2 separate regions of the Homo sapiens genome follow, and region 1 is linked to region 2. A link is an interaction called in ENCODE POLR2A ChIA-PET data of the cell type or tissue named here. Cell type or tissue: endothelial cell of umbilical vein. All regions are shown on one strand. Each heading gives the region's core, and the rest is flanking DNA. Links, peaks and the distances in the headings are about the cores only. Region 1 overlaps SHPRH (SNF2 histone linker PHD RING helicase). Region 2 holds the start of GRM1 (glutamate metabotropic receptor 1).

Region 1 (11,290 bases), core at 4,451-8,450, 130 kb before region 2:
AGCAGCGAATAAAATGAACTATTTAATCTCCATGAGCTGACATTCTAATGAGAGACAGACAATAAACACATAAAAGAGTAAGACGGTTTCAGGTAAATATAATGCTGGGAGAACAGGCTGACATGCAAACTGAAAAAAGAGTGATGGGAATGAGGCCAGTAGGCAAAGGAGGAGTAGGAAGAATATCCAAACAGAAGAAACAGCACATACATACACAGTCCCCGGGAAGGGAATATGCCTGGAACAAGCCTAACATGTTCAAGAGGCCAAAAGAAGGCTGGCATGGCAGAAGCATCCTGTAAGCGAGGGAGAGAGGTGAAAATAAGGGTGGAGAGATGTGCAGGGGCCAGGTCACACAGGGCCTTCCAGGATGTGACCAAGCATTTGAATTTTATCGTGGTTATAATGGGAAGCCCTTGGTGGGTTTGTATGCATGATTTGATGTATACCTGACTGTACTTTAGAAATCCCTTTGGCAACCGTGTGGAGGATGTACTTCTTGCTCAGCAAGAAGAGCACCAGAGAAGCCAGTTAAGAAGTCCTGTAGTCATCTGGGTAAGTAAGGGTGGATGCACTATGGTTGTGTCAGTGGAGATAGCAGTCAAGTAGATTTGGAATATCTTTTGGAGGTAGAGCTGACAAAACTTAAAAGATGACTGGCATGTGAGATGTGAAAAGAAAAATATAGAAGAGTCCGAGATTTCTGATCTGGGCAGGAACAGATGACAGTGCCACATTATAAGATGGGGAAAGCTCAGGGTGGGAGTGAGAGTGCAGAAGCAACACAGTTTTGTTTTGTCCATGTGAAACCTATCAGATACCTATTAGACAGGTATCCAAGGTGAGTCCAGAGATATGTGTGCAGAGCTAGAACTGGATATATGCACCTGGGACAGGAGCTATATGGGCATGTCTGGGCTGGGGGATATACACCTGAGAGTCATCAACCTGTAAAAGCTACCTAAAGCCCTAAGACTGGAAAAATTCATCGAAGGGGTGTAGACAAAGAACCCTCAGACCACTGGCAAGAAGTAGGTCACTAGAAATGTTATAAGTCTCACTTCAGTGATATGGTGGGGAGAAAATCAACCAGACAGGTTGACAGAGAATGGGGGATAAAAAAGTAGAGATGGAGGTAGGATGTATCAGAGTGTTTTTTTCTTTCTAAAGATGGATAATATTAAGACATATTTATGGGGTAATATATGACAGGTTGAGTATCCCTAACCAAAAACCCAAAATCCAAAACTTTTTGAGTGCCAACGTGACAAGTGGAGGATTCAACACCTGACTTCACGTGATGAGTCACAGTCAAAACACATTAAAAACGTTGTTTTGTGCACAAAATTATTTAAAATATTATATAAAATCACCTTCAGGCTATGAGTAGAATTTGTATATGAAACATAAATAAATTTCATGTTTAGACTGGGGTTTCATTCCTAAGATATCTCACTATGTATATGCAAATATTCTAAAATCTGAAAAAATCCTACAGGCAAAACACTTGAAGCATTTCAGTTAAGGGATGCTCAACCTGTACAAGGGAAATGTACACCTGTCCTTGAAAAATGAGAAAGAATGGAGTCCAGGACAAATGAATGGATGGCTTTTGAAAGAAAAGGGACACTTCTGCTGTAATAAAAGGGAAGGCATATGAGGTACTTTCCTGCTTATTACTGGATGACATATCCATGCTTCTGCCTACTACCAACCCCTTCCTCCACTTCAGTGTTTGATCCCATATCCTCTTGCCTACTCAAGGACATTGTCAAGCATTCTCCCTGTTCTCCTTCACTAGTTTTTGTTGTCTCTAATGAATCATTTTCTTACTAATTCTCCCATTTGAAAGGAAAACAAAAACCTCTCTTGATCTCATTCTCTTCCTTTTCTCTGCAGCAAAACTCCTCAAAATACTGGCCTTACCAGCCACACAGAAGCAGCAGTGCACTGTGGTTAAAGCTTGTACTGTGAAGGCAGAATGGCTGTGCCTGAAATCTGCCACTGCTTCTACTAGCTGCCTGACTATGGGCAAGTTACCTAACCTCTCTTTGTTATACAAATATTTGTTAAATAAGAAATACACAAAATCCCATTTTCTCCAAAACTAAAGTCAGGCTGTCACCTCTACCACTTAACCTGGTTTTGATCTCCATGTTGCTAAATCTAATGATCAATTCTCAATCCTTATCTTCCTTGACATTTTTCATAGCACTTGAAACAGGTGACCATAACCTCTTCTTTGAGGTACATTTTTCACTTGGTTCCTAGGACACTCCTGTCTTCTGGTTTTCTTCCTAACTCACTGTTTGATCTTTATTTGTTACCTTTGCTGCTTCCTTCTCCTCTCCTAGAACAGCTGAACTTTGGTGCCCTGGAGTTCAGTCCATGGTCCTCTATCTAAACTCTGTCTCTATCTAAACTCACTCCTAGGTAATCTCATTCAGTCTCGTGACTTAATGGACTTGTACATCTAGTTACAGAATAGAAATCTCCATTTGGATGTCTGTTCTTCCCTTACCAAATCTGCTCTACCCTGTAGACTTCTCCAGCTCAGTTGAAGGTTACTTCATCCTTCTAGTTGTCCAAGCCAAAACCCATGGTGTTATCCTTGACCCTCTCATACCCCATGTCTAGTCTGTCCAAAAGTACTATCAGTTCTATCTTCAAAATATATCCAGAACCTGACCACTCCTCATCATGTGCACTGCTACTGCCATGGTCAGGTCACCTTCAGCTCTCACCAGGATGACTGCAATAGCCTCCAAGACTCTCCCTGCTTCTACTCTTCCTTGCTCCCCTTCACTCCCACCCTATCACAGCACTCAGAATGATTCTTTTAAAACTTAAGTGAGATATGCCAAGCCTCTGTTCAAAGCCTTCCAATGGCTCCCGATTTCACACAGGGCAAAAGCACCATCCTCACAGTGGCTTCCTGGGCCCAATGTAATCCCTCTCCCCACTGAGCCCATTCACTTCAACTCCTGCTTCTCTCCCTTTTAGCAACTGTAGCTCCTTGCTATTCTTCTAACATACCACACTCCTGATTTAGGGCCTTTGCACCGAAAGCACTGTTTACTTGAACATTCTTTCACAAGATAGCTGCATGACTAACTTTCCCATTTTCCCATTTCTTTCAAGTCCTTGCTCAGACTTTCTCAATAAGGCCTTGCATGCCTTCCTGCCCAAACATTGCACTTTTACTTCCTCACCCTGCTCTACTTTTCCAGCTCCTAACATAGTCCAGATTGTACTTAGTTTATTGTTTACCACCTTTCTGTCTACCAACCCCATTACAGCTAGAATCGCACTCCATGAGGACATCTCATGTTCCTAAAACAGTGCCTGGCACACAGAAGATACTCAATAAAAATCTACCAAAAAGTATGTGAGTACTGATGCAGGCAGACTGTTCAAGTTGATGATGGAAAGATGAGGTACTTCTAATCTGATTGTATATGTTTCCCCTGTATGAGGCAAGATCGCCATGGGGAGGAAGAAGACACACTTAAGACAGACTCCTCAGAAAGTAGAAAAAAACATATTGACTTGCGAGGCATAGTAAGATTGTTGGGTAATGCTGAATGGCCTTTTGGACTCGTGGTTTTAAATATGAGACTAGTCCAGCCTATGCTTTAAAAGAACATTGGTAGGACAAAAAATCAATATTTAAAAACACAGAAGAAAACCAACAAAAAACAAGTAAGACATGACTGCATTTTAAATGCCACTTGGTGGTATGTTAGAACAAGCCCGCATTTATTACAGTTACTTTGCCCTATTTGTTAAGAGGTTTAATAAACATGTCTCTTTCCTGTTTTCAAGTAAGCCCTTTATTTTCTCTCCCCGCTACTTCTTACGGGGCAGTCTACATTTCTGAGTATGACACAGAAGACTTCATCTCCTGCCGATGATCTCTTTCTCATACTTTATACTGCAACAATTCCAAACTCCTTACAGTCCCTAGAAATGTCATGTCATTTCCCACCATTGTATTTTTGCATATATAACTCTCTTTGGCTGTGTGAATACCCTTTTCCAGCCAACTTTGAAATAATTATTCCTTCAAGACTTAACACCATAAAGTCTTTCCTGACTCTGTAGGGCCCGAGTGATCATTATCTTCTTTTGTTAACACAGTCCTTTTATTATTATACTTTTGCACATTCTACCCCAACACTTTAAGTCATGCTTCCTGTACTACACAGTGACCTCCTTGGGGAAATAAATTATGTATCATTCAATTTGAATCTTCAGTATTTAGAATAATGCCTGACATACAGTAGGTGCTCAATAAATACTGATTTAGTAAGTGCTTATTATGGATGTGTTTTTTTTTCCTTTTTTAAACATCAAAGACTTCTAACATCCAGAAGGTAATACATTTAGCAGGCCTTATCAAAGATAACTGTCTATTCTGATATATGAATAAAGGTAATACATGCCATATAATAATATTCATTATTAGGTTTGCTTTGGGCCTTAAACTGAATCTAATGATCTCTTGGAGCTGACCTAGGGGGTGTCTTTTCCTAATGTTAAGAATTTTAAAAGGAGCCATTTATTTTCAGTCATGTACAAGGTATGTCTTCTTTTAAACACGGGACTACTTTAGACAATCAAAACTCCATTCTCCTCAAAGGCATGATGGATGCCTTCAACTTTGTAGCTGTCTTAAGTATTTCTAACAAGCTTTTTTTTGGATAAAGTGATAAGGTTTTTGTGGGAGGGAAGAAAAAAATTGGGACAATTTGGGGGTTTGCTTCTTGGAGAGAAGGGAGGGTTGGAAATCTCATGCCTTTCAATTAAATAATTAAAAAGTTATAAATAAATAAGTTATAAAATAAATAATTAAAAAATGTAGTATCTAAGGAAGTAATTAAAAACAAGTACGCTATGATGAACATAAATGAAGAGTTTAAATACTGATTTGGTTTCTCAGAAAACTGAAGCAAATGTGACTGATTCTAATTTTAGTCCTTACTTTGTCTGTCCAATTCGGTGCACCCTCCCTATGGCCTGAAGCTCATGGGCAGGGTTCAATATGGGCTCCACCAAGAGAACATGAGTTGCTTCAATGATAGTTAATCCATTAGAACCTGTGTGCAGGGGCAGCAGCAAAATATTGATTTGGGGATCACGTTTAAATGCTGAAAGGTTCTCCTAAAAAAGAAAGGTACATTTTAATTTTAGCTCGATCAGTTAAAATAAGAGCAGTATGTAATAGCTCACTTTAAAGATGTCTAATGCTATCTATTACTATTGTGAAAGGTAACAGCTAAGAAACTTAAATGCAAAATTACCAACTTTAGAAAATGTAAACTTGTCGCTTGATTTTAATTATGAAGAAAAGTATCATATAAGCTCTCTTGTTCTTCGTAATATCTAGAGGAATCACAAGACAGATGCATGTAATGCATGCAAATTAAACTACATGAGGTTAGAGGAAAAAGAGAAAAAGAATGTGCTAGAGTGAATGTGAGATAAGAGACATGAATCTGCTAAATTTTCATTTGGTCTCTGTGTGTGCCTGAGGTCATACGCCTGTCACTGTGCTGAGCATGATGTAAGGATAACTGTGACCACATGCAGTTCTGCCTGACAGTGACTTTAGAAACTAATCCTTGGGGTGTGAGGCCCCTGTCCATTCAAAAGGTATATCATAGGCAATCTTTTCCTGTACTAAAAAAAAAAAAGAACCTCAAGTTGGGAGATCTTTAAAAAACCAATGGTCTTGTTATATACTGAAAATACCTGCAGTCTCTGCTTTTAAATGTTCACTTTATAATTAATCAAGAACTCAGACCCTGTTTATGTGGCTTATATGGCATGAGACAATAAATGTAAGTAAGCTAGTTAACAGCAGTTTAAATTTGCAACTGTATCCACTACAAAAACCGGAGTAAAATCTTAACATACCTGAAATGTCTTAACACGACTGATTTGTGCAAATTCCATGTTGTTGTCAGTAAGAGCTTTTGAAATAATATCTAATACATCTTGCCACTAGAACACATAAAACAATAAGAAAACCAATATTTACACGTAGCCTTTATCTAAGGGTATCTGAAAAGGAAATAAATCAAAATGACTTTTATACTGGAGTTAAGAAAATAAAACCAAAACCAAAACCCTCAAATGTAGTACCATCCATATTATTTAGCTCTATCTGAAATAGTAATTTTGTTTGTTTTTTTTTTTTTGCATCAAATGCTGGTTTTGAAAATGTAATTAAGATAAACAAACAGTAGAAAATACATAATGGAGTGCATACTGGAATATAGTTACTTAGTTTTCGAAAATGAAAACTAAGGGTTTTACTCAACACTTTATAAAGTAGATTGTCTTTTTCAACCCAAATTTTTGTGAAATGAGACTTTCAAAGTCAGAAATTCCAATTTTAAAAATATTAAACTAAGAAAATCCTTAAATGAAACTAATAAAAAGTCATGAAATATAGCTATACAAATTGCCTTGTGAAACATCATCACATTTCTCTAAAAATAATTCTATCTTCTCTAAAAATAATTCTATCTTATGGATTTGGGAAAAAAAATCTAAGAGTAAACATCAAAAATTAGTTCTCAGCTGTAAACTGATTAGAGAGGGAAAATCAGTTCGAATTAATATTGAGGATGAAAATGTTGATTATACCGTTGAGAAAACGAGTGCTTTGGCCCCTGGATCTCTAAGCTGTATTTTCATCAGAGTTCTGACCACAGCTTCCACTTTTGTAGAATGGCTGCCCTTTGAACACACACACAAAATACACATTACTACTAAAAAATCTAGTTAAGAACAGAATAGAAAAGCAATACAAAGTACTTTTTATTATCAAAACTATAAATGCATCAAAACAAATTATCAGGTGCATATGTGTTTACTCTTTTTCATTTTGTGTTTGCTGGAAATTTTCTTTAGCCTCGAAATGTAGAAGTCATTAAATTTACACCCAGACATTTGAATGTAAAAGCATGCCAGAAAGTCATTAAGTGCTATGACCCTGAACATAGGATCTTTTAGTTAAGTAGTCAGGTTTTATAGTTACAAAATTTTGTTACATTAGATTAGCAGAAATGATATTTTAAAACACTCTTCATTTATTCTCCCTTTCTTCAGATATTATGTCATTAGAAATGTTAAGAATACAATGAATCAAAACTCCCAATGTAAGCAAACAGTGAAGGATCCAACCAATGGAGAATGTTTTCTTGCAAGGGTATTACCAAAAACAATGACAGAGGTACAAATGATGCTCACTTAGAATGAGGCAGATTCATACAAAGCTAGACACTTAAAACTGTGTGTTTTTTTTTTTTTGCATCTTCCATAACCATTTCTATCAGATGAGGATGAAAGTGAAAAAATGATTTTTAAAATGGAGAAATAAGAAAATGAGGAAAATAGTGCAAGTATTTCTGTAGCCCTCAATGAGAAAGTTTTCCTTCTGGAGTGCTCTTGGAGATGGTATGACAGAGAAATTAAGGTTATGGGATTTTGAATGAGACAAATTTAAGTTCAACTCATAGTTCTACAACTCACTAGTTATAGTTTCTAATCCTGTGTTTCCTCATCTATCCAATAGGGCTGAATGATAATTATATCTCTTTCCAAAGGTGGCTGTGATGATTGAATGAGAAAATGTATACGAAGCATTTAGCCTAACATCTGGTAAGGAGTAAACACTCAAGAACTTATTATCTTTCTGAGATATTAAATATGAGCACTATAATGACCTAGATTATACCACAAGGGGGAGCAGATTTAACCAAAAAGAAGGAAAAATATTTCCACAGCAGCATAAACCCTCTCCCTCAATCCTCTCAACACACTTTTACATGAAGAAACATTCAAAGGTAAAAATATAAACAAAACAAGAAAGAAAGCTGTACTAATTTTAAGCCAGCAAGATAGAATAATGGAAAAAGTTTTAAAATCCTCATGCTAAAATCATGATTCTACACTTATTTTCTCTGGGTATGTAGACTTTCAAGTGTACTTGCAAGATTAGAAATGTACTACAAAGAACCTATTTCAGTCTAATAATTATCTCAAACAAGAGCGAAGAGAAAATAGGAAATTAGTGTAAAGGTGATCATTTCAGAATTTAGACAAAAACATCCATGTTCCTTGCAAGGTCTTACTTTTAAAACTATTTCAAGTGAAATACCAGGAAAACTATGAATCCTTCCACTGATTAATACGTTTCTTACTAAAAGTTCAAAAAAAATGTAGAATAAATTTTTTATAATCAACATTTCTAGTACCGTAGTGCTAACTCTACGTAGGAAAAGAACAGAGCATTTGCTTTTATCAAAGACTGGCCAGTTCAGTGGTAGTGCTCAATGATCCCTTCCAACCACTACAGTTCTGAACCATTTTGTCCCAATCTAGTTACTTCCTACTTTCCTAGCAGAATATGTTAGGATACAAAACAAGTCCGAAATCAAGACTGAAATTACATCAAGTATCTTCTCTGACAATGGAATGAAACTAGAAACCCATAATAGGAGGAATTTTGGAATTAACAAAAATATAGAAATTAAATAACATGCTCTTGAACATTCATTGGGTCAATGAAGCAATTAAAAGGAAAAATTAAAAATATCTTGAGACAAATGAAAATGGAAATACAACATAACAAAAGGTATGGGAATTCAGCAAAAGCAGTTCTAATAATGAAGCTTATAGAAATAAACAACTACATAAAAAAAGAGAAATGTTCTAAATAAACAACTAATGTTGCACCACAAGGAACTGGAAAAAGAAGAGCAAAGTAAGCCGAAAGTCAGCAGAAGGAAAGATATAATAAAAATCAGAGCAGAAATAAATAAAATAGAGATCAGAAAAAAAATTACAGAAAAGACTAATGAAATTCTTAGTTGGTTATTTGAAAACATAAACACAATGGACAACCCTTTAGGTAGACTAAGAAAAAATAAGAGTAAAATTTAAAAAATTATAAATGAAAGTAGAGACATTAAAACTGATACCACAGAAATACAGAGAATCATGAGACTTATGAACAACTATACGCCAAGAAATCAGAAAATCTAGAAGAAATGGATAAATTCCCAGAAACATACAATCTACCAAGACTGAATCACAAAGAAACAGAAAATCTGAAAAGACCAGTATGTAGTAACAAGATTGAGTCAGTAATAAAAAGTCTCCCCTCAAAGAAAAGCATAGGAACTAGTGGTTTCACTGGTAAAGTTAAACAATCATTTAAAGAAGAACTAATACCAATCTTTCTTGAACTTTTATAAAAAACTGAAGAGAAAATATTCTTAATTCATTTTACAAGACCAGAAGTACTCTGATATCAAAATCAGACAAGAACACTATAAGAAAACAATTACAGGCCAGTGTCTCTGATGAAAACATGCAAAAATCCTCAACAAAATACTAGGAAGCCAAATTCCACAACACATTAAAAGGGATCACTCACCATGATCAACAGGGATTTACCTCTGGCATGCAAGGATGGTTTAACGTATGCAAACCAATAAATGTGATACACCACAGAATAAAGGAAAAAAATGATCATCTCAATATATGCAGAAAAAATATCTGATAAAATTCAACATACTTCAATAAACTCTCAACAACTTAGGTATAGAAGGAATGTACCTCAACACAGTAAAGGCCATAAATGACAAGCCTACCAGATAGCATCATATTCAATGGTGAAAAGCTCAAAGCTTTTCCTTTAAGATCAGCAAAACACAAATGCCCACTCTTGCCACTGTTATTCAACATAGTATTGGAAGTCTTAGCTAGAGCAATTAGGCAAGAAAAAGAAATAAAAGGCATTCAAATTGCAAAGGAGGAAGTTAAACTGTTTGCAGATGACATGATCTTATATATACAAAATCCTAAAGATTCCACCAAAAATCTGTTAAAAGCAATGAATTTAGTGAAGTTTCAGGATACAATAGAAACACAAAAATCAGTAGCATTTCTATACCTAACAATCAATTATCCAAAAAGGACGTCAAGAAAAAATATTTTATAATGTCATAAAAAAATGCTTAGGAGTAAATTTAATCAAGGTGAGAGACCTGTACACTGAAAACTATGAAACATTAATAAAAAAATTAAAGAGAACACAAATGGAAAGACATATGTTCATGAACTGAACTAATATTGTTACATAAATATTATATAACATAATCTATAGACTCAATGCAATCCCTATTAAAATTCTGATGACATTTTTCACAGAAATAGTGCTATGATTTGAGTTTGTCCTCAGCAATACTCATGCTGAAATTTGATACCCAGCGTGGAGGTTTTGGGAAGTGGGGCCTAGTGGCAGGTGTTCTGAGTCATGGGGGTGGATCCTTTATGAATGACTTGGTGCCATTCTCTTGGTAGTGAGTAAATTCTCTCTTGTGCAAGATGAATTGGCTCCTATGAGGGCAGGCTGTTATAAGTTTCCTCCTCCTTTTTGTTGCTCTCTCTTTGTACCTGTCTGCTACCCCTATGACCTCCGCCATGTTATCATGCAACAAGGAAGCCCTCACCAGAAGGGCCATCTCCTTGAACTTCCCTGCCTACAGAAAAAGGAGTTAAATAATCCTCTTTTTTCTTTTTGAGACAGGGTCTTGTGCTGTCGCCCTAGTTGGAGTGCAGTGGTGTAATTACAGCTCACTGCAACCCTGAACTCCTGGGCGCAAGTGATCCTCCCACCTCAGTCTCCCGAGTAGCTGGGACTACAGGTGTGCACCACCACACCTGGCTACTTTTAAATTTTTTTTGGTAAAGACAGAGTCTTATTATGTTGCCCAGGCTGGTCTTGAACTCCTGGCCTCGAGTGATCCTCCTGCCTTGGCCTCCCAAGGCACTGAGATTATAGGCATGAGTCACTGCATCTGGCCGTAACTCCTTTTATTTATAAATTACCCAGCCTCAAATATTCTGTTACGGCAACATAAAACAGACAAAGAAAAATAGGAAAAACAATTCTAAAACTCATATGGAACCACAAAAGACCTTGGATAACCAAAGCAATCTTGAGCAAAAAGCTAGAGATACCACACTCCCTGATTCTAAAACACATTTTAAAACTACAGTAATAAAAATAGTACGCTACTGAAATAAAAACAGACATACAGACCAATGGAACAGGAGAGAGCCCAGAAATAAACCCACACATACACAGTCAACCAATCTTTAACAAAGATAAGAAGATCACACAATGGGGAAAAAACAGTCTCTTCAATAAACTGTGCTGAAAAAACTAGTTATCCACATGCAAAAGAATAAAACTGGACCCTTATCTCAC
Region 2 (11,290 bases), core at 3,347-7,346:
GGTATCAAGAGGCAGAGAGGGGGCACTGCTATAAAGATAACCTGAAAATGTGGAAGCAACTTTTGAACTGGGTAAGAAGCAGAGTTTGGAACAGTTTGGAGGGCTTAGAAGAAGACATGGGAGGCAGGAAGATGTGGGAAAGTTTGAAACTTCCTAGAGTCTTGTTGAATGGTTTTGACCCAAATGCTGATAGTGGTATGGACAATGAAGTCCAGGCTGAGGTGGTTTCAGACGGAGATGAGAACTTACTGGGAAATGGAGCAAAGGTCACTCTTGATATGCTTTAGCAAAGAGACTGGCAGCATTTTGCCCCTGCCCTAGAGATCTGTGGAACTTTGAACTTGAGAGGGATGATTTAGGGTCTCTGGCAGAAGAAATTTCTAAGCAACAAAGCATTCAAGAGGTGACCTGCTTTTTTCTGAAAGTGTGGTTATATGTGTTCCCAAATAAATGGTTTGAAACTGGAACTTATGTTTAAAACAGAAGCAGAGCATAAAAGTTTTGAAAATTTGTGCCCTGACCATTTGGTAGAAAAGAAAACCCCATTTTCTGGGGAGAAGTTTAAGCCAGTTGCAGAAATTTGCATAAGTAATGAGGAGCTGAATGTTAATCACCAAGGCAATGGGGAAATGTCTCTAGAGCATGTCAGAGATCTTCAAGGCAGATCCTCCTATCACAGGCCCAGAGACCTAGGAGAGGTAAATGGTTTAATGGGCCAGGTCCAGGGCCCCACTGCTCTGTGAAGCCCTGGGACTTGGTGCTCTGTGTCTCATTTGCTCCAGCTCCAGCTGTGGCTAAAAAGGGCCAAGGTGCAGCTTGGGTCATTGCTTCAGAGGCTGCAAGCCCCAAGCCTTGGAAGCTTCCATGTGGTGTTGAGCCTATAGGTGCACAGAAGTCAAAAATTGAGGCTTGGGAACCTCCACCTAGATTTCAGAGGATGTATGGAAGTGCCTGGATGTCCAGGCAGAAGTTGGTTGCTGGGGCAGGGCCCTCATAGAGAATCTCTGGAAGGGCAATTCAGAAGGGAGATGTGGGGTTGGAGCCCCCACACAGAATCCCCACTGGGGCACTGCCTAGTGGAGCTGTGAGAAAAGGGCCACCATGCTCCTGACTCCATAATGGTAGATCCACCAACAGCTTGTACTGTGTGTCTGGAAAAGCCATGGGCACTCAATGAGAGTCCACAAAGGAGCTGCCCAAGGCTATAGGAGTCCACCCCTTGCATCAGCATTCCCTCAATGTGAGACATGTGAGACATGGAGTTAAATGAGATTATTTTGGAGCTTTAAGATTTAATGACTGCCCTGTTGGCTTTCTGACTTGCATGAGGCCTATGGCCTCTTTGTTCTGGGCAACTTCTTCCATTTGGAATGGGAACATTTACTTCATGCCTGTACCTCCATTTTGTCTTGGATGTAACTAACTTGCTTTTGATTTTACTGGCTCATAGGTGGAACGGATTTGCCTTGTCTCAGATGAGACTTTGGACTTGGACTTTTGGGTTAATGCTGGAATGAGTTAAGACTGTGGGGGATTGTTGAGAAGGCATGATTGGTTTTGAAATGTGAATGGGGCATGAAATTTGGGAGGGGCCGGGGTGAAATGACATGGTTTGGCTTTGTGTCCCCATCCAAATCTCATCTCAAATTTTAATCCCTAGGTGTTGAGGAAGGGACCTGGTGGGAGGTGATTAGATCATGGGAGCAGTTTACCCCATGCTGTTCTCATGATAAGTGAGTGAGTTCTCATGAGATATGATGATTTCATAGTGGCAGTTTCTCCTGCTTTTCTGCCACTGTGGGAAGCTGTCCCTTGTTTCCCCTTCACCTTTTGCCATGATTATATTTTTTTATAGCAGTGTAAGAATGACCTAATACAAGACTTAATTCATCCCTTTGTTTCTTTTGTCTGATTCTTGCTTGCTTCTTATCTCTCCCATTTGAAGAGTTTAAATTTCTAGCTGATTTTATGTGGAAAACTTTATATCCTTTTGCTCTTTTATAGCCTAGACTCATTATTCTATGAAATACTTTATGATGGAAAGCAATGATAATTATGCATACATTCATAAGGAGGGTGACTACAGTTTTGTTGATGGATAATATTTACCTTATTACCATATCAGGATGGTGAACATTCTGTTCTTATTGTTACAGCAGCACATTAAATCATTGTTTTGAGATAATAGTGCAGATATTGTTTTGATTTTGATCTTGATCTCCACTAAATAGTGTATTAAATAGATTTCCCAAACCTAAATACTGATAACACTTTTTTATCCTGCTAAAAATCACATACTAGATTAGACATTCTTTTGATTTTGATCTTGATCTCCACCACATTGTGTATAGATTTCCCAAACCTAAATACCGATAACAGTTTTTTACCCTGCTACAGATCACATACTGATTGTAATGTGATTTCATACTAGTACTGAATATTCATACTAACAATATTTCTGGATTCATGAACCTTTAGCATTCTTTGAACTCTTATAGATTAGTGTATTTACTTGTATTTGCTAGTTTGTATGTAGCTCATTGTTGCAGTAATCCCCTTCAATCCTACTGGAAGAACCATCCCTTAGATGTCTGCACATGTATTATACCCTGCCTCCTATGTGAAGTCTTCATTTATAGAAAGAGAAAGTATATTTGGGTGATCTTGTCTTCTTTTGTCTCAATGCCTTCTTCTTTGATTGTTTTTGTCCTGGTACCTTCTATAGTTAGCTCTTAAATAATTATCAATAAATTTAATTGATCATTTCAAATTAATACATTTGAAATTTTTTTTCTTTAACACTTTTTGTATATGCATGCATCTGGCATGTTATAATCCTCAAATTCATCGTCTTTAAAATGATTAGTTTCAGCCAGCCTGAATGTGTAGTTTTTACTTGGACTGTAAAATGAATTTGAGAACCAATAAATCTGAACATTTAATTATTCCTTCAGTACAGCAATGTGATATATTAAAGATGTTCAGCTTTAGGAGCACATATTGACACTAAATGTGGACTTCAGAGACATTACTTTCTTTAATGCTGAAAATCATAATTAAGGGGTATATATGCACAGAAATCTTTGCACATTCACTATATCTCTGGAATATTCTAGGAAAGTAACATTTAGAGCTTATCACACTCTAATGGGCTTATCTAAAATTGAACTTAAGTGGCTACTAGAGGAAGTCAGATACTATGGGACTCTGTGCATACCTGTGGCTTGCTGTTCTTCGAACAGACATATTCCTAGGGTAGAAGCAGAGAGCCATTTAGTCCCATATGTGATGATCAGAACTTACCTCTTCCCATTTTCCTTATGTAAACATGTGGCTACTTCCCGAATTGAGATCATTTAGTCTAAAAAATGTGAACGTTGTTTAGTGCATTATTTGTGGAAAAAGAAAAAAATATATTCTCTTTGGGCTGTCTAAAAAAAAAAAATCCAGAAAACTCTGACACTTAGGGAAAAAAAGATCAGAACCAGAATGAGAAAGACCTTTTGTTATTGACTAGAGGTATTGTTTTCCTTCCTAAGTTTCATGGAACACACTGAAGAGTATTTGAAACTGCCTCATGTGGTTTGTCCCCTCCAGTCTGACATGGCACCATTCCATAATATAATAATGACCTGAGCAAGGCGATTATAAGCTGACCCATAAGGGACCAACGTAAGCTGATCTCTCTGCTCTGCAGATGACACAAATAGAAAGCTTTGAACAAGAGTAGAAAGACACACTGTCACTTGTCTTTTCCCCTGAAAAAGCCGGGCCACATTCTGCTCAGCCAACATGTTCCCAGAGGAATGTGATTTAACTTCCGCTTTTCACACAGTCAGAAGCAACACCATAGACCTGTAGGGAAGGTGATGGCCGCCTGGGAGGAATTTGGATAAGTATTTGTCACTCCAGTATTTTCATGTGACCTGACTCTCATTCTCAATTTAGTTACATCTTGACCTGAAAATGCAGCCACAATATGTCTCTCTTCATTTGGCATACCTTAATTCATAATGGGCATGCCTGTCCTTTCCCTTCTCCCACCCTATGCAGCCTCTTCCTGATTTCCCTTGCAATCTACTAATAGAGCCTTTCTTTAGATGTCTGTACATGTGTTTACACTCTGTTTCCCTCTGTAGGGACTTTACTCGCAGAAAGAGAAAATATATTTGAGTCCCTGAGATATATATACAAAGATATCTACCCCAAAGCAGCCTAGGCAGTTCTCCACTTCTTTGGCCAGATTGTCTGACTATTCACGTATCTGGCAGCTTCTATACGACCCCTCATATAGTAAAGGAATTAATATTCCCCACTTCCTCCTAGTTTGTCTCCCCTCCTCCCTCTATCAAACGACTGATTTTTATACATGAGATAATAGACAAGCCTTGGGTGACCTGTTTTTTTTTTTCTTCCCTCCCCCTCTTTTTCCCTTGCGGTAAAATAGTGCTGAAGAAAGAGGGCACTAGTGTACAGCCCAGATCGCATCCTTGCACCGTCTGGATTAGAGCTGAGGCGTCTGCAAGCCGAGCGTGGCCACGGTCCTCTGGCCCCGGGACCATAGCGCTGTCTACCCCGACTCAGGTACTCAGGTATGTCTCAAGTCCATGTCCTCCAAACAGACTCAGGTGAGCGGACACTTCCTCCGGTGAAACCCACCCACAACGGCAGACAAAGTCCCAGTCTATCAGATTTTCCTCCGGGTCCCAGGCGCATTCTCGCTTATGTATTTCTTTTCGTCCTGTATCCTCAGGAAGAGTCGGGACCAATGGGTGCCTGGGTTTTCTTTCTCCTTTTTCTGCCTCACCTCCTGTGCTCTCCTCGCCCGCTCCCATAGCCCCCTTTTCGTCGACTCTCACCTTGAGAAAAGGAGCAGGGGAGGAACGGGAGAGGGAGCCAACTTCAGCCCCGCAGGCGGCTGAGATTTGGCGCCTCTGTCCCCAAGCGGGTGGGTTTGGATATATACCTGCACAAGCGGTGCAAGGTGATGAGAATGAGGGCGGAGGGGCGGTGGGGACTCGAGTGGAAGGGAGTGTGTGTGTGTGTGTGTGTGTGTGTGTGTGTGTGTGTGTGTGTGTATGGGTAAAGAACTCAGAGGAGGGAGGTTGAAAGAGCAAAGCGGGTCAGGGAATTGCAACTCACTGGTCAAAGCGTCCCTTGCAGGCCCTGCCAGGGAATGTCTGGCTGGACCGAGCACTGTCCAGGGTCCTGAAGGCGGCAGGGCTCAGGCTGCCGCGGCGAGAGCAACCCGGAAGCTCCCCTCCGTTCCCTTTCTAGCAACTATGCAAACCCCAAAGCAAGCGCAGGACCCCCCCTAACCCGTCCACCCACCGCGGGAAACAAGTTACCTTATCTGCACCCCTTCTTCTTGAACATACACAGCAAGCCTGACTTCTTACGGGGGAAACATACCAAACTCCTCCATACGGAGACTTTACCAGGCGTTGCCTTAGTAACTAATGTGGATTTTCTTCAAGCTGGCAAATTTATATTTACAGCTGATTTTATGTCAGGGCTTCTTCAACCCCTCAAAATTAAAGTAAAAGGTGCATCCTTTGTTTACGTTTATTTTAAAGTCGCGCTTCCACCTTTACAATGAGTTTCCAAATTTTCTTCTGAAAAAAAGTTGATCTTTTCCAATCCGGAAAGTTCTCTTGGGTTGAAGGACCTAGCTCCTCCCCTCCTCTCTGCTCACCTTCCCCACCGCCCTCCAAGTTAGAAAGCATGATAGGTTTTAGGGGACCAGGAAACGACTTAAGGTTGGAGGAGCGGGCGAGTTGGCGGGGCTCTGCGCCGCCTGGACCCGTGAGGACAGAGGGGGCAGGACACCCCGCCTTCCTCAGTGACCACAGCTGCGCTCCAAGCTGTTCCTGCAGCCGATATCAGGATGTGCCGAAATGAAACGGACAAGGCAACTGTTAACATTATAGACCCCAGAGTTTTAACACAGGTCCTCTGATGACAAGGTTGTGATTTTTCTCTGTCTTTTGTCAGCAGCATCTAGCTCACCGCTGCCAACACGACTTCCACTGTACTCTTGATCAATTTACCTTGATGCACTACCGGTGAAGAACGGGGACTCGAATTCCCTTACAAACGCCTCCAGCTTGTAGAGGCGGTCGTGGAGGACCCAGAGGAGGAGACGAAGGGGAAGGAGGCGGTGGTGGAGGAGGCAAAGGCCTTGGACGACCATTGTTGGCGAGGGGCACCACTCCGGGAGAGGCGGCGCTGGGCGTCTTGGGGGTGCGCGCCGGGAGCCTGCAGCGGGACCAGCGTGGGAACGCGGCTGGCAGGCTGTGGACCTCGTCCTCACCACCATGGTCGGGCTCCTTTTGTTTTTTTTCCCAGCGATCTTTTTGGAGGTGTCCCTTCTCCCCAGAAGCCCCGGCAGGAAAGTGTTGCTGGCAGGAGCGTCGTCTCAGCGCTCGGTGGCCAGAATGGACGGAGATGTCATCATTGGAGCCCTCTTCTCAGTCCATCACCAGCCTCCGGCCGAGAAAGTGCCCGAGAGGAAGTGTGGGGAGATCAGGGAGCAGTATGGCATCCAGAGGGTGGAGGCCATGTTCCACACGTTGGATAAGATCAACGCGGACCCGGTCCTCCTGCCCAACATCACCCTGGGCAGTGAGATCCGGGACTCCTGCTGGCACTCTTCCGTGGCTCTGGAACAGAGCATTGAGTTCATTAGGGACTCTCTGATTTCCATTCGAGATGAGAAGGATGGGATCAACCGGTGTCTGCCTGACGGCCAGTCCCTCCCCCCAGGCAGGACTAAGAAGCCCATTGCGGGAGTGATCGGTCCCGGCTCCAGCTCTGTAGCCATTCAAGTGCAGAACCTGCTCCAGCTCTTCGACATCCCCCAGATCGCTTATTCAGCCACAAGCATCGACCTGAGTGACAAAACTTTGTACAAATACTTCCTGAGGGTTGTCCCTTCTGACACTTTGCAGGCAAGGGCCATGCTTGACATAGTCAAACGTTACAATTGGACCTATGTCTCTGCAGTCCACACGGAAGGTAGGCATTATATTTGGGAAAGAAGGGTACTGAGAAAGTCAGGGCAATGCATGATGTGCTCCTGGGATCATAGTATTGTTCCTGTTTATTTCTAGCACTGTGGGGAACGGAGTTTACCCTTCTCAGTACTGCCCACCCAGGCATTGCCTTTTATCCTCATTTCCTTACAATTATAGTGTAGGAAAATTGTACCCCATAGAATATCTGAGGATAATAGGAGCTGAAAGGGTATCAAACTTTCCATGCAAAGTGTCCAGCAGTAGATTTGACTTGAATACTTGTTTGCCCTCATATTTTGAGTTTGCGTTTGGAAGGCTTATTTGTCCAAGGTGTTATATTGCCCTTCAGTGACTGGCTATGACTTTCCAGGTGTAATGAGTTAATTCAGTGTGAGTGATTGGCAAAAAGAAGTTACTATTCCACAAATAGGACTTCAAAGCTTTATCTTTCTTTAACAGTTGAAGATTTTCTTTGTCCTCTTGTACCCCTTCTTACATATCCAAAACTTTCCTGTGAATGTAGGATTAATGCAGTCATCTCCCTCAGTATATCAGAAACTTATATTTTTACTTCTGGAGTACCTTAGTTACAAAGAAAAAGTAAGTAATTTAAATAATGTATTTTCTTCTTACTTTATAGGCTAAAATCATCCAGATTCCCTCACTCCCCCAAGAATTATCTTGTTTTATGAGAAATAACACTGGTGACCACTTGGATTTGAGTTTTGGTTTCTAGTCTTTTTTCTTCTAACACAATGAACTTACATATTAGAATTAAAGTTAGATCAGTTATAAAATACTAATGAATGGATAGCAGATATTAGGTTTATAATGTCTTTCTAAAATGCAATAGATTAACCTAAGGTTAAAAGCTTTGATTTTTCCAGAGACTTATGGATGTGAATTTTCAAAAATTTTTTATATAAAGATTTTCTAGACTCTCTTCACCTTAGGTTATATACATTTTTTAATAAAAGGGGATTTCTGAGCTCAGCTACTCTTAAGTCCCCCAGTAGGTTTATGAAAAAGCTGAAGCCCTGGTTATAAATTAACATCTAGGACAATTCACATGTATAAGCTGGCAGAAGAAGACAATCTTGCTGGTATTTCTGTATTCATATTTCTTCAACTCAAATGACTTTCAAGAAGCCATAGGCATGGCTCCATGTTTTTTTAATATTTCCATAATATTCAGTTACTGGCGTGAGGTCTGATTATAGAAATTGACAGCATCCATAGTGAAGTGATTATATGGTTATCATTATTGAAAACATATACTTTATAAAGGGAACAGAATTTTCAGAACAAACATAAATGATATAGGATTACACATTATAATTTCAGATTTTGCTTTTGGAAAAAACTATCTGCTGTGATATTATAACTTTATAATAACTGACTTATGCTTCTGAAGCTTGATTTTTAATCATGAACTGCGTATCTCTTTTTGAACAAAAATTCATTACTTTTTTAAGACTCAAAGTATTAATTCCTTATATTTTAATATTTAACTTTACTACATGTTAATGTTTAGCATAGTTTCTTTAGTGCTTGCTTAAATGAAACATCCTGAAAGAGCAAGTTAAAATGTGTTAAATATCATCATTGGATAGATCCAAAGATGATGGCAAAGAGAATGGCAAAATCTAGATTGAATGTGATTTATTTAAATATTTAATAATATTTCCCCCATTGAGCTAGATAATTGATTATTAATATTGGAAGTATAAATTCTTTCTTCAGGAAGAAGTAATGCTTCATTATTTTTAAACAGTGGTTTTATTTTCCATATTTCATTATAAGATTGTTTTATTTGGTGAGAGGTGGCTAATAGTGGGTTGCTTTCTGAGGAGTAGAATTATGTTTTTGGAAAATGAATTGAACATGTTTTCACTAATTTTGCTGCGAAAGGACTAATATTATAATTTTGCCCATGTGTTAGTTTGGATTACTATGTTTCCTTTCTGCCTTCTGATTGGTGTTGTATGGCAAAGACAATGTCTCCGTACTATTATAGTAATTGATTCCAGACTACATTGTGTTCACAGAACAGCATCATAGAAATATGTGGGGTTTATTTTATTACCAAGCAGTTACACCATTCACCTTGCCATTCATATATAATACCTTGTTTCTTCTCAAAGGGAATTAGTTACTTCTCTTATTAAACGTAACATCTGTAAAAACTAAATTGCATTTCTTTCCTTCTATCTGGAAAGGAATTTTGTGTAAGGTCCCACTGAAGATTCATTTTTCCTGAGGTTTTGCCCTCCTGCTTTTCAGGGCCCCATAGTGTACTGGCCTACAGGCACTTCCTTGGATCATTTAGTAATTTTACTGCTTTCAGACTGATGGGGTCGCTTATTGGTGACAGTTCCCTGTCAAATAGCAGAGAAGACCACATATCAGGGTTGTCTCTGTCGTCTGAGCACTATTCAGCAAGGAAGCCAGTTTGTCTGGATATTGGCAACTTAGGGCTTAGAAATTCTGGGGCCTCTCGTGACCTTCATCTCTCCTTTCCAAATCAGCCATTCCCTAGTCAATTCATTATCATCGTTTCTTGTATTAGAAGTTAACCAAGAATAGTTAATACCAAAAGCACTAAGTGACTGGACTAGTGTACCTTCATTTCTGTAGTTAATTGTGAGATTATCTTGAAATCATATTGTTTTTGAATGGTACAGTTGTTTTTATATTACTTTTTTTTATATTGAAGCTAAACTTGCAGATATTTTCTGTTTTGTTTTGTGTTTTAACCAGTTACAATTTAGTTTTTATATTCTCTTACATTCTTTTCAATCTTATATCATATTATTTGTACCACACTTGATACATGACAATTATCAATTTACATAAAATGAAAGAAAATCAGTACACATAAAGTTACCTGCAATGCAATAGACTCTCCAGAAATTGTTCATGATTAGCTCTGGAGGCAAATGTTAAGATGAGCCTGTCAAGGGGGAGGCAGGATATTGGAGTAATGGAGCCTTATCCACAAATAAAGTTTGAATGCACTTTGGAGCAAGCTGCCTACCTGGAATGTGAGTCTTTAAATATGCTAAGTATATAGTAGAGAAATAGCCTACCACTGATAAGAATATCTCAGCCAAGGACACTATATTTTGTTCTTCTGATAAAATACAGATTCCCCGTCAAAAAAACAAATTTATTATTTCAAATGATTTTTGAAAACAGTACTTAAAAATAACTGTAGTTAATAAAATTCAAAGCATTGAACAAGTCCAATAAAAATGTTCTTTGAGTATGTAGCTACAAGAATTTTTTTTGAGTGGATAAATTTTCATTCATTACTTTTATGTATTTATTTATTTATCTTAAGCCTTTCTTCTAGTATTTTGTCTCAGTTACTTAGATAAGTATTGATATAATAATGAATTTAGTGATGCTGCTTCCCTTATTAAAATATCCACTTTAAGGTAAACTTTTCTTTCCAGTTAGATTTTGATCTTGGTGTGACATTTTTTTGACATTTGCTTACATTTTATATAAAATTGGCCTTTTTGAGCTTCTTTCCAAAATCTGATTTTTTCCTTTTTAAGTACTTTTTTATTTGATATAAAACAATTAAAAAGTCTAATGACATCAGAAAAAAGTCCTCCTAAGTCATAAATACATACTTTGATTAATGCAATTACCTGTAATAATTTTATATCTACTAAATATCATATTTCCTATCTATGTACCAGTAACTTTCTATATATCTTTCTTGTCTTGATTGCAACCTACTTCAAAGGAAATTATCTTAATACATTGCTCATTTTATCATATAGTAAGAAATAGGAGTGTTTTGAAAGGTTATTCAGGCCAACTAATAAAAGATGCTTAGAACATCACATTACGTGCTTGCCCACGCTCAAAGCTTTCTAATTGTGATTAGGGTTTCTAATTAGAGTAGGAGTATATCGGAGTTAAATTGAGAGCAGAATTTCACCTGACTTTTAGTCAGTTCTTCTATGTAATGACCTAAAACAGATTTCTTGAAGTTTCCACCAATCCTTCATTGAAGACTAGGAGTCATCCAAAACATTCAAGCTTCTTTTCCATGTGACATTTATCATCAATGAATAATCTCTCTTTTGTAGTGTAGCTCTCCAGTTCCTTCACTCATGCATTTCATTTTTTACTTCCCTTACCATCATAGCTGACTAGAGTAGATCTTACATCAATTAACATCCCAAGGTCTTTTCAGAAGTGCTGCTATTAATCCATATCTCCTTCCTTTTATGCTTGAACAGTTATTAATTTTGTTA

Evidence for each region. Peaks named below come from ENCODE experiments on the same cell type or tissue, not always from the same donor. Only the 100,000 strongest peaks of a DNase experiment are listed, where the experiment ranks them.
Region 1: POLR2A ChIA-PET joins it to region 2 with 5 read pairs; 2 of 35 experiments call an interaction of 5 or more read pairs at or near these places.

What each region holds. Positions count from the first base shown.
Region 1 is chr6:145,888,231-145,899,520 of GRCh38, forward strand. SHPRH (SNF2 histone linker PHD RING helicase) reads right to left here. Exons shown (of 30, transcript NM_001042683.3): 26 at 6,655-6,747; 27 at 5,920-6,006; 28 at 4,985-5,163. Among named protein-coding and RNA genes, the nearest start is that of SHPRH, 70 kb to the right of the region's middle. In endothelial cell of umbilical vein, for the core only: a CTCF peak has its summit at 7,746 (motif pointing right); no DNase peak of the experiment used is centred there; H3K27ac peaks cover 175 bases.
Region 2 is chr6:146,023,201-146,034,490 of GRCh38, forward strand. It overlaps GRM1 (glutamate metabotropic receptor 1), which reads left to right and starts at 5,862. Exons shown (of 8, transcript NM_001278064.2): 1 at 5,862-7,017. The coding sequence starts at 6,318. RefSeq lists enhancers at 5,680-6,180, 6,181-6,681. In endothelial cell of umbilical vein, for the core only: no CTCF peak of the experiment used is centred there; a DNase peak (open chromatin) is centred at 5,201; H3K27me3 peaks cover 1,764 bases.